Linked DNA regions of Homo sapiens: all the other regions are linked to region 3. Evidence: chromatin contacts called from ENCODE Hi-C or POLR2A ChIA-PET data. All regions are on one chromosome and are shown on one strand. Each heading gives the region's core, a stretch centred on a gene start or an enhancer-like site at or near the end of the contact. The rest is flanking DNA. Distances are from core to core; before and after follow the strand shown.

What was found. Hi-C counts contacts between places; a loop is a spot of excess contacts on that map. ChIA-PET counts read pairs that join two places held with the same protein, here RNA polymerase II (POLR2A). Pooled maps may share reads with other maps.
Region 1: a loop to region 3 is called in a pooled map, with 8 times the contacts of the local background. The contact joins the enhancer-like site here to the promoter of P4HA2 in region 3. A Hi-C loop is called at or near these places in 1 of 37 single-sample maps with no recorded cell type and 5 of 50 pooled maps. POLR2A ChIA-PET finds 5 or more read pairs at or near these places in 5 of 52 experiments (BJ, MCF 10A, PC-3 and 2 more).
Region 2: a loop to region 3 is called in a map with no recorded cell type, with 2.8 times the contacts of the local background. The contact joins the promoter of IL3 here to the promoter of P4HA2 in region 3. A Hi-C loop is called at or near these places in 11 of 168 maps with a recorded cell type or tissue (B cell, CD4-positive, alpha-beta T cell, CD4-positive, alpha-beta memory T cell and 8 more), 27 of 37 single-sample maps with no recorded cell type and 19 of 50 pooled maps. POLR2A ChIA-PET finds 5 or more read pairs at or near these places in 3 of 52 experiments (BJ, CD4-positive, alpha-beta T cell and activated CD4-positive, alpha-beta memory T cell).

The regions. Positions count from the first base shown.
Region 1 is chr5:132,085,004-132,088,026 of GRCh38, forward strand. No RefSeq gene overlaps it. Among named protein-coding and RNA genes, the nearest start is that of CSF2, 13 kb to the left of the region's middle. RefSeq lists a silencer at 2,620-2,842. Within about 2 kb of position 1,493, at least 6 of the 41 ENCODE cell types and tissues checked have a DNase peak (open chromatin) inside an H3K27ac peak, as active enhancers do; they include PC-3, where a contact is called at or near this core.
Region 2 is chr5:132,058,975-132,062,064 of GRCh38, forward strand. IL3 (interleukin 3) reads left to right here and starts at 1,681. Exons shown (of 5, transcript NM_000588.4): 1 at 1,681-1,894; 2 at 1,993-2,034. The coding sequence starts at 1,733. LOC105379174 (a long non-coding RNA gene) reads right to left here. Exons shown (of 5, transcript XR_001742531.2): 2 at 2,497-2,634.
Region 3 is chr5:132,226,247-132,229,392 of GRCh38, forward strand. It overlaps P4HA2 (prolyl 4-hydroxylase subunit alpha 2), which reads right to left and starts at 1,607. Exons shown (of 15, transcript NM_001017974.2): 1 at 1,544-1,607. RefSeq lists silencers at 1,324-1,583, 1,724-1,953.

The sequences.
Region 1 (3,023 bases), core at 243-2,742, 140 kb before region 3:
TTTGTAGACACTGCTTATCCACCAGACACTGGAACTCTCTTCTTCTTTCATATGATCTGAGCCTGCTTCCCAAATGCTCCCATCATTACCAGAAATTCTTCTCTGCGTTGTTTACTCCTGCATCTCCTTTTTGGGAGAGGTAGCTCACAAAGGGCCCAGTTTGATGTGGCTGTGGATGGTGTCTTGCCAGCACACTGTGGAGTGCAGCCCTTATCTACAAGGTCTCAGAGCCTCTGGGAGGCTCCAGGTAAACTGTAATGTTTTGCTATCCTATGTGGAGAAACCAAGTGGAGAGACCTGGGTACTGTCCTGGGTTCCTCTTGAGGTCTCGGTCCCTTAGTCAGTCCCCTGCCATGTCCTGGTACATTCATCTTCCCAGCCCCTTTCCAACCTGCCCACTTCTCTTTGTCTTTATGGCTTTGCCCTGACCCAGTCCACCTCACTAATGCAGACAATCACCCCAAATACCCACAGGCCTTGTCTCTAGACCCTTCCTGCTTCTCTCCCCACAGCAGCCACCCATTAATTCATTACATAAATATGTACTGAGCACCTACAAAGTGTCAGGAACTGTGCCAGGCTCTGAAAGGAAACCAACCCTTGAGGAGCTTACACTTTAGGGGTTAGTCTGGCTGTGTGTCATAAGGGTTACCTGCCAGCTCAGCATGAACTCCAAGCCCTTTGGTCTGACCTAAGACCCTCCCTTACTGCCCTGGCCCCGTCAGCCCCTGCAGATACCTCTAGCCTCATTGCTCACCATCCATCTCCTTCATATCAGCCCTGGACCCCAGTAACACGAACCAGCCACAGCACTCCCACCATCACCTGCTACCCCTGCCTGGAATGCACCCCAGCCAAATGGTTGACATCTGTCTCCACAATGGGGTAAGACTAATGTCCAGTGGGAGGTGGAGAGGTCCTGCACTGGGGCCTCCTCTTCCTCAACACCTACTCTGAGGCTTGCCTGCCCACCTCTTACGCCACAGGGGTGGACTGTTATCTGTTCCTCAGGGGACTGTGAGGGTCTCTGCTCTGAACTACTGCTTTATCCCCCAGCTCGGAGGAGGGCCCCTCATGGCATCAAGTGCCAGCAGTGACTATGTTCCAGAGTCTGATGAAAGTGAGCCTCTTTTCACCTTTGAATAAAAGAAATGCACACAGCTTTTACAGAAGTCCGGATGGAAAGGCAACATCCAATTTTCCAAAGTTTAGAAAATGTTCTTGGGACCAAGATCAGCAACAGGCTATAAGCAGGTACTAAGTACACAGCCAGGGCTGTTGTTTTCATTATTCTTATCAAAAATAGCATCTGTGAGGGAGCCAAGAGGAGGCCCTTGGGGCCATCCAGGAGCCAGGGGAACTGGGAGCCCAACACCAGCACAGCTGCCAGCTCTTTTTCCCACTTAACGGATTCGGGAACCATCTCAAAGGAAGCTGCAAGAGGGAGGGAAGCCCAGCTCTCTGGGAATGTGTCACACTTCCTCCAGTTAGGCCTGGGGCAGCCCCAAGCTCTCCTGATGGAGGCCCTGGCTCCTATCCAGGCCTCTTCCTCTACCAGACTGGATAAGGGTGAGGTCATGTGCTGGGGAAGGGAGGCCAGGGAAGCAGCAACTGGGTTGGAGCCAGTCAGAAACAACACAATAACAGGATAACTCATAGTCTCCCCTCTCCCCTTACACTCCAGGAAGCTGTCCCTGAGTGAACTCCATACCCCTCAGGTCCCTTCTCCCACTGGGACCTCTCTGGGGCAGATTCTGTGGGTGCCTCTTAGTCCTCAACTGAAATGGAAGCTCTCTCTCTTCTCAGGGCTAGGGGAAGCACTGTGAATCAGACAGACCCTAATGCCTCCTCTCACCAATCCAGTCCTGGACATGGGCAGCAACCAGTGTTGGAACCCAGGTGGAAATAAGAGGAAGCTGCCAGAGCCTCGAGCCATACCCTGGGCCATGGTCACACCAAAGGTTCTTGTGCCTATGGGGCTGAGGGACAGAGATATGCAGCCTTGGGCTCTGAGATCAAACAAAAATGGGTGTGGGCCTGGGTCCCCAAGTTACAATGAACCCCCCTGTTAGGAAGGTGCATCTGACCTTAGACTCTGTCAGGCTGAAGGACCAGGTCCCCAAGTTACAATGAACCCCCCTGTTAGGAAGGAGCATCTGACCTTAGACTCTGTCAGGCTGAAGGACCAGGAGTCACAAGCAGACAGACAGACACAGCAGGACCATGACAGGGGCAGACAAACAGATAGGCATAGCTCAGGCTCCTGGCAGTGATGAGTAAACGGACAGACACTGATAGACAGTTAGACTCAGCGAGAGCCTGGAAAGGACAGATGGAGAGACAAGAGGGAACGCTGGCAGTGAAAGACTGACAGACATAGAGGAGATGGCGGACTTGGCAAGAGCCCCTGGCAGGGACAGACAGAGACGCAGTTGCAAGCTGTGGTCAGGTTAAAATGTGGCCATTCTGTCTCTGAGCTCAGCCCCTGACTGCAGATCCCGATTCTCTTGGAGGTTCCTCCTCTTGGCACTGTGATCAGAGACTTTGTGGGACTCTTGGGACCCATTTCTCCAGGACTACAATGCCCTCAACCCCACAAGTCCCAGGAAGGTAGTAGGCTGTGGCCCTCACTGTCCCTGGAGTCAGACTCAAGAATCAATCCATTCTCCTGGTTTTTTCCTCCCCTTCCTGGCCTGTGGGGCAGAGAAAGCCTCCTCGACATCTCTCCTGGGGCCACCTACTCCCAGCATGGTGGCTGTGCTTGTCGTGGAAAAGGTCTTTTTAGGAACCACTATGAGTCCGGACTCTGTTGGCACAGGGGGCGGTGCCCAGAAGAGGCTATAGTCCGGCATTTGCACGACTATCCGAGGATGTTGAGCTCCACCTGGCCGCCTTCTCTTCTCACCACCCCTCATGACCTCCAGGCCCCAGAGGCCTGAGGGCCTAAAAGGTTTTGACCCAGGGGAGCAATTCCAGGCCAGGTGAGGATGGGGTGATTAGTCCCCTTCATAGCTGCAGAGACT
Region 2 (3,090 bases), core at 431-2,930, 170 kb before region 3:
GTGGAGGTTACCATGTCTGTTTTATTCACAGCAAGTGCTTTGTAGACGTCTGTTGAATGAATTGTGCCTACGGAGTACGCAAGCTGGTGCTAAGGCTCCCCTCTGTGTGTTGAGTTGTGCCTGTCAGACTCCACTCCGGGTCCAGAACCTAGGGCTCTTCCTGGTCCAGGGCCCAGCCTGGGGCTGAGCCAGGAGGGCATATCAGCTACAGAAATCATCCTCACAGCATGGCCTTGAGTCACAGCCTCTTCACCTGCCTCCCCACAGCCACATCCTGGTCCTTGTCTTCACCTGATCTGCTTATGCTCAGAAGCCCAAAGCACCCAAATTCCGCTGCCTCAGCATAACCTCCTATCCCGCATCCCCCACACTGATCACAACACACCGCACCATGACCCAGACCCTGGCCTTTCCTTACTGCTCTCCTCTCCCTCCCACCCGGGGCCAGTCATCTTGAAGAAGTCTTCCACATGCCCCTGTCACACTCATCCCTTTACCAAAAGCCCCTACCCCATGGGGTGGGTCAGGCAGGCCCCAAGACAGGCCCGTATCAGGAGGACCCCTCTTCTCTCAGGGGCTGCCCTCTGGGATAACCACCCCCGCCCTTCTGGGTTTCCTGCTTCCTATCTGGCTGCAGTTTCTCAGGTCCCTTGTGGATTTCCCCATGGTCTGTCCCCACTCACATCCCCTCTCTGCAAACCTTGCCTACTGGGCCTGCACCTGGCAAATCCATGCTCAGCACAGACGGGGATCAAGACCTCTCAATACAACTGTCTCCTGCCAATCCCTGCCCCAGCAGCCTGAGGCCCAGTCTGAAACCAGGGAGTTGCTCTCCTTTCTCCTCCCTTGACCTCACCCCTCAGACCATGCCAATTCTGCCTCCTAAACCTCCCAGGCCAGCCCCTCCCCCAGCTCCCAGTGACAGTGTCCTCAGGTACCTGAGCTCAGCTCTCGGTGCTACCAGAGGGACTGCCAGGGGCTGCAGCCGGGCCTCCTGCAGAGGCTGAGTCCCACACGCAGGGAACAGCCATGCCACTGCTAGCAGACCAGTAAGAGAATGGCCACCTGGGGCCTGAGCGCCCTCGGCCATCCACCAGAAACAAAGTGTCAAGGAGAAGCTGCCCGAAGCCCATGGGACAAACCACTGGGGACTGGAACACCAGTAATTCTGTATTGGGAAGCGGCACCAAGAGATGTGCTTCTCAGAGCCTGAGGCTGAACGTGGATGTTTAGCAGCGTGACCGGCTACCAGACAAACTCTCATCTGTTCCAGTGGCCTCCTGGCCACCCACCAGGACCAAGCAGGGCGGGCAGCAGAGGGCCAGGGTAGTCCAGGTGATGGCAGATGAGATCCCACTGGGCAGGAGGCCTCAGTGAGCTGAGTCAGGCTTCCCCTTCCTGCCACAGGGGTCCTCTCACCTGCTGCCATGCTTCCCATCTCTCATCCTCCTTGACAAGATGAAGTGATACCGTTTAAGTAATCTTTTTTCTTGTTTCACTGATCTTGAGTACTAGAAAGTCATGGATGAATAATTACGTCTGTGGTTTTCTATGGAGGTTCCATGTCAGATAAAGATCCTTCCGACGCCTGCCCCACACCACCACCTCCCCCCGCCTTGCCCGGGGTTGTGGGCACCTTGCTGCTGCACATATAAGGCGGGAGGCTGTTGCCAACTCTTCAGAGCCCCACGAAGGACCAGAACAAGACAGAGTGCCTCCTGCCGATCCAAACATGAGCCGCCTGCCCGTCCTGCTCCTGCTCCAACTCCTGGTCCGCCCCGGACTCCAAGCTCCCATGACCCAGACAACGCCCTTGAAGACAAGCTGGGTTAACTGCTCTAACATGATCGATGAAATTATAACACACTTAAAGCAGCCACCTTTGCCTTTGCTGGTGAGTAGCTTGGATAAGACTGGCCTGCAGCAGTGAGGGGTGGTGGCTGCCTAAGGCCAAAAGGCCTCATGGGCCTTTCTCTCCCTTCACCCCCACAGGACTTCAACAACCTCAATGGGGAAGACCAAGACATTCTGATGGTAAGAGCTCAGCCCGTGGATCCCGATCCACTTCCTGCCTGGGTGACTTCAGCCATGTCATTCCATCTTACCTAGCCTTGCTTTCTTCATCTGTAAAATAGGGTTAATAGCACCTATCTCAGTGGGATTGTTATGACAATCAAATGGCACAATGTGCATGTTCTGGCCCAGCATCTGGCACTTAAGAGTTCAATACATGGCCACAGCCATGGCTATAATAATGAAAATGACTTTTAAATTAGAAAATGAAAAGGCAGTTCTAGGTGAGGAATACCAAGGGCCTTAAGGTCAGTGTTTGGTAGGGCAGACTCTGGACTGACAGACAGAAATTTCCCCCTCAGATGTGCCAGCTTCTTTTTCCCTTAAAAAATTGAGTTTGTGTTTTCCACCCTCATTGGCTGTGGCATTATCATTTACAGTTATTTTTCATGGTTCCAGTTGGTTGCAGTTGTTCTGTCTCACCTTTGCATGACATTTCTTGGGTCAAACAAGAAGTGGAAGCCTTTGCTGAGTTCCTGGGCCATCTGTGTTTGGGGCACTCACAGCTCACATGCTGCACCCATTTCCATGCTGGGGTCTCTGTGATTTTCTTCTTGATTTCTAGGAGACTTTAATTCAGTCAGGGCATGAACACTGTTATCAGCCTCTGAGCTACAAATACTTCCCTTGGAAAACCCCCTGTCTTTTGTAGAGCTTCTTTTTGGAGATATTTTTTCCCCCAAGTGCAGAAAGATCCACCTAGGTACCCCCTCCCCACCCATTTTTTTTTTTTTTTTTGAGACAAGAGTCTCACTCTGTTGCCCAGGCTGGAGTGCAGTGGCACGATCTCAGCTCACTGCTACCTCTGCCTCCTGAGTTCAAGCAATTCTCCTGTCTCAGCCTCCCAAGTAGCTAGGATTACAGGCATGCACCACCACTCCCATTTTTGTATTTTTAGTAGAGACGGGGTTTCACCATATTGGTCAGGCTGGTCTTGAACTCGACCTCAGGTTATCTGCCTGCCTCGGCCTCCCAAAGTGCTGGGATTACAGGCTTGAGCCACTGCGCCCAGCCCAC
Region 3 (3,146 bases), core at 357-2,856:
ACAATGGATCTCCACAAAGTCTGGGACATTTAAGAATGCCCCAAGCTACAACGTAACGGACTCCAGCCCTTGCTCCTAGGACAGGATTTCCTACAAGAGGGCTGGGGCTGTGAGGCCCCAGGTAGTCTATTATCAAGAAGCACAAATCTCGGGTGTCACTCTACAGCAAAAGACAACAGTCACAGTCTTGGGAGGGATCCCAATGCTCTCCTGCACCATCTCTCTTTTTTATTTTTTTTTTAAGATGGAGTCTCGCTCTGTCTCCCAGGCTGGAGTGCAGTGGCACGATCTTGGCTCACTGCAACCTCTGCCTCCCAGGTTCAAGCGATTCTCCTGCCTTAGCCTCCCGAGTAGCTGGGACTACAGGCGCGCGCCACCATGCCCGGATAGTTTTTTGTATTCTCCTGCACCATCTTAAAGTCAAATAGAATACAAAGGCCAGGGACCCACCTGGGCTGTCCAGCAATACCTGAGGCAGGAAGTGCCCTGATCCAGGCTCCTGCTGCGAAGGTCAACTGGGCATCTTACACATGCAGGGCACAGTACCAGGCACGTTATCTCACTCCAGGGTCTTGTAGACAGCGTCCGTGGACAGCTATCCCCTACAGTGTTCCTTCCCCATCACCTTGCTTCCACTACAAGGCCATAAGGAATGGCATTGGCCAAGGTCTCTGCTCCCACTCACATAGGCTGTTCCTCTGTCCACGATGCCCTTTTGCCAGCCTTCCTCTGACCACTCCAGCTCATGGGTCACCTCCTCCGGGAAGTCCTCTGGCCGGAGGCAGTCAGTGCTCTACCAAGTACCCACTGCCCGCATTCCCTTCCAGCACAGCGCTCACCACACTGCTCTGGGCCAGGACCTTCCCGCTCTTCCAATCCGCCTGTCCCACTGGGTTAGCAACTGCTTGCGGTTTCTGGCACACAGAAGGGTCCCGTTTGTTGAATTAGTTAACGAATTATCACGGGTCTCCGCAGCTGCCAAGGAAAAACAACGCTGGTTCCACAAGGATGTCTGGGGGAGAAAAGACTTTCTGATCCAATGGCCCATCTAATGGGCTCCAAGCTGGACCCTGCCCGGACAAGACCTAGGACTCCCAGCCCTTGGGAGGGTGCAGAACGGGCTTAGCCAATATGAAGAGGCCCCTCAGGGCCAGGCGGACGCCGCGCCCCCGCTCCCAACAGCCGGCAGCCCGGGGTCAGGCCGCCACTTCCCGGGAGCCTGACAGGGAAGAGCGGCCAAGTTCCCAGCCCCGCCCGACAGCCGAGGGAACTGCACGAAGGGCGCCGCTGACCTCACCACCCTGAGCTCGGGAAGGCTTGCGGGCGGCGGCACAAGAACCCAGACGGGTGCAGAAACAGGGCGGAGGGTGCAGGGTGGCGGCCCGGACTGCGCTGCTGGCGGCTAGCGGCGCGACCCCCGGCCCCGGATCCGGCCCCGGCCCCTAACTCTCAGCCCCGCGCGGGCAGAACGCACCGCCTGGCGACCCCAGCCCGCGCCCCAGCGCTAAGGTTGATCTGGCGGCTGAGCGGGCGGGGCGCTCACCTGGACACTCGCAGCTCCCGGCGTTTCCAGAACCTCCCGCGGCGTCGCCCGGTCAGCTCGGCGCCTCCTCCCTTGGCGACTCCGCCTCGGGCCGCTGCCGGGGCTCCGCCCACTTGAGCCGCCGCCACGTCCCCACCTCACGCTCCACACGCCTGCCTGCGTCCTGGTCCCCAGCTCCGGTGGCTCCGCCGGGGTTCGCCGTCCTCTGCGACCCCTGGGAACGCCCAGGCTACCCGGCCTCGCGGGAGCCGGAGCCGGAGCCGGAGCCGGAGCTGGCCGCCCGCGCCCTTCATGCCGCCCGCAGCCCACCGCACGTACTCCGCGCCCGCCTGGCTTTGGCGCCCCCACCTGCGGGCCTTGGCCCGCCCTCCTGCCCAGCCCCTGGGCGTCTGGAGAGGTCGCCACGACCCGATCCCCTCGCCGGGGCTGTAGGGAGAGCGTCCCTGGAGGCTGACGGATTTCCCTGCCTGCGCTCATGCCCATTGCCTGGGGGGCCCTGCCGGGTACACGGGCCCCTTCTTCCCAGCACCACCACAAGGAGGCTGTTACGGGAGGCTGGGGTCACCCCGGCTAGGAACTGGGTATCAGGAGAGGAGGCAGAACAGTGGAGAAGACCCTGAGGAAGACTAGGGACCTGGGGCCCACCCCCTGGAGACCGAGATTGGGAGGCCCATTCCCAGGGCCGAGCTCTCAGTGGGTTTCAGAGAGTCCCGGGCTCTGGTCCAGGCAGTCCTGGTGGCATGTGCAGGGGTGATGGATTGATGAGAAGGGGGCCCATCAAAGGCTGGGTGGGGGCGGAGGCGGGGGGGCGGTAACAACCTGGGGCACACTGGGTTGCCCAAACCCTTCTTTATGCCATGGGCCAAAAAGAGTGGACACCTGGTTCAGCCAATCCAGTCTGGAAGGGAATAAGGACAGAGATGCAGCAAACCTCAGCCTGAGCGGGAGGAGGCCCTGGCGGCCAGGCAGGTTCCCACGCCTGCTCTGTGAACCTTCCTCTCATGAATGAGGGGAAGCACGGTCTGAGAATCTCATCAGGGAGCAAGCCCAGAGCGGGAGATGCCCAGCCTCCGCCCAGGCCCAGTGTGGATATTCCCTACGGCACACGGGCCAGGCAGGCGGCCCAGACCTGGGGAAAGCAGGAGCACGCACACGGAAATACACATAAAACATGGGTGAGCCATTGTTCCTGCCTGCGTCAGCCACCGGCTCGAGCCCGGCTAAAACTACACAAACCCTCCTGCATCTGCTACATCCACAGAAGCTTCCTTCCATCTCCTCCCCCTTCTCAGGAGTTTGCCCCATGGAACATCCCTTTTCTCTCCTGAAGGCTCAACTACCCGCTCTCAACTGGATCTTTCCCATTGGCCTGTAAATGTGTTCAAGCCTCTACTATGGGAACAAAACCCTCATTCGACCCCACTGAGTGTCTCTGTTCTCAACCGCAGCGGAATTTCTTGAAAGAGCTGTCTCCCCATCCTCACATCTCTCCCACTCTTCAGGCCCTAAAGGAGCTGTCTCTCCCACTCTTCAGGCCCTGCAGTCAGCCTTCTAGCTCCCTAACAGCACCAAACCAGGTCTCAATAAACTGTAGCCTCCAATC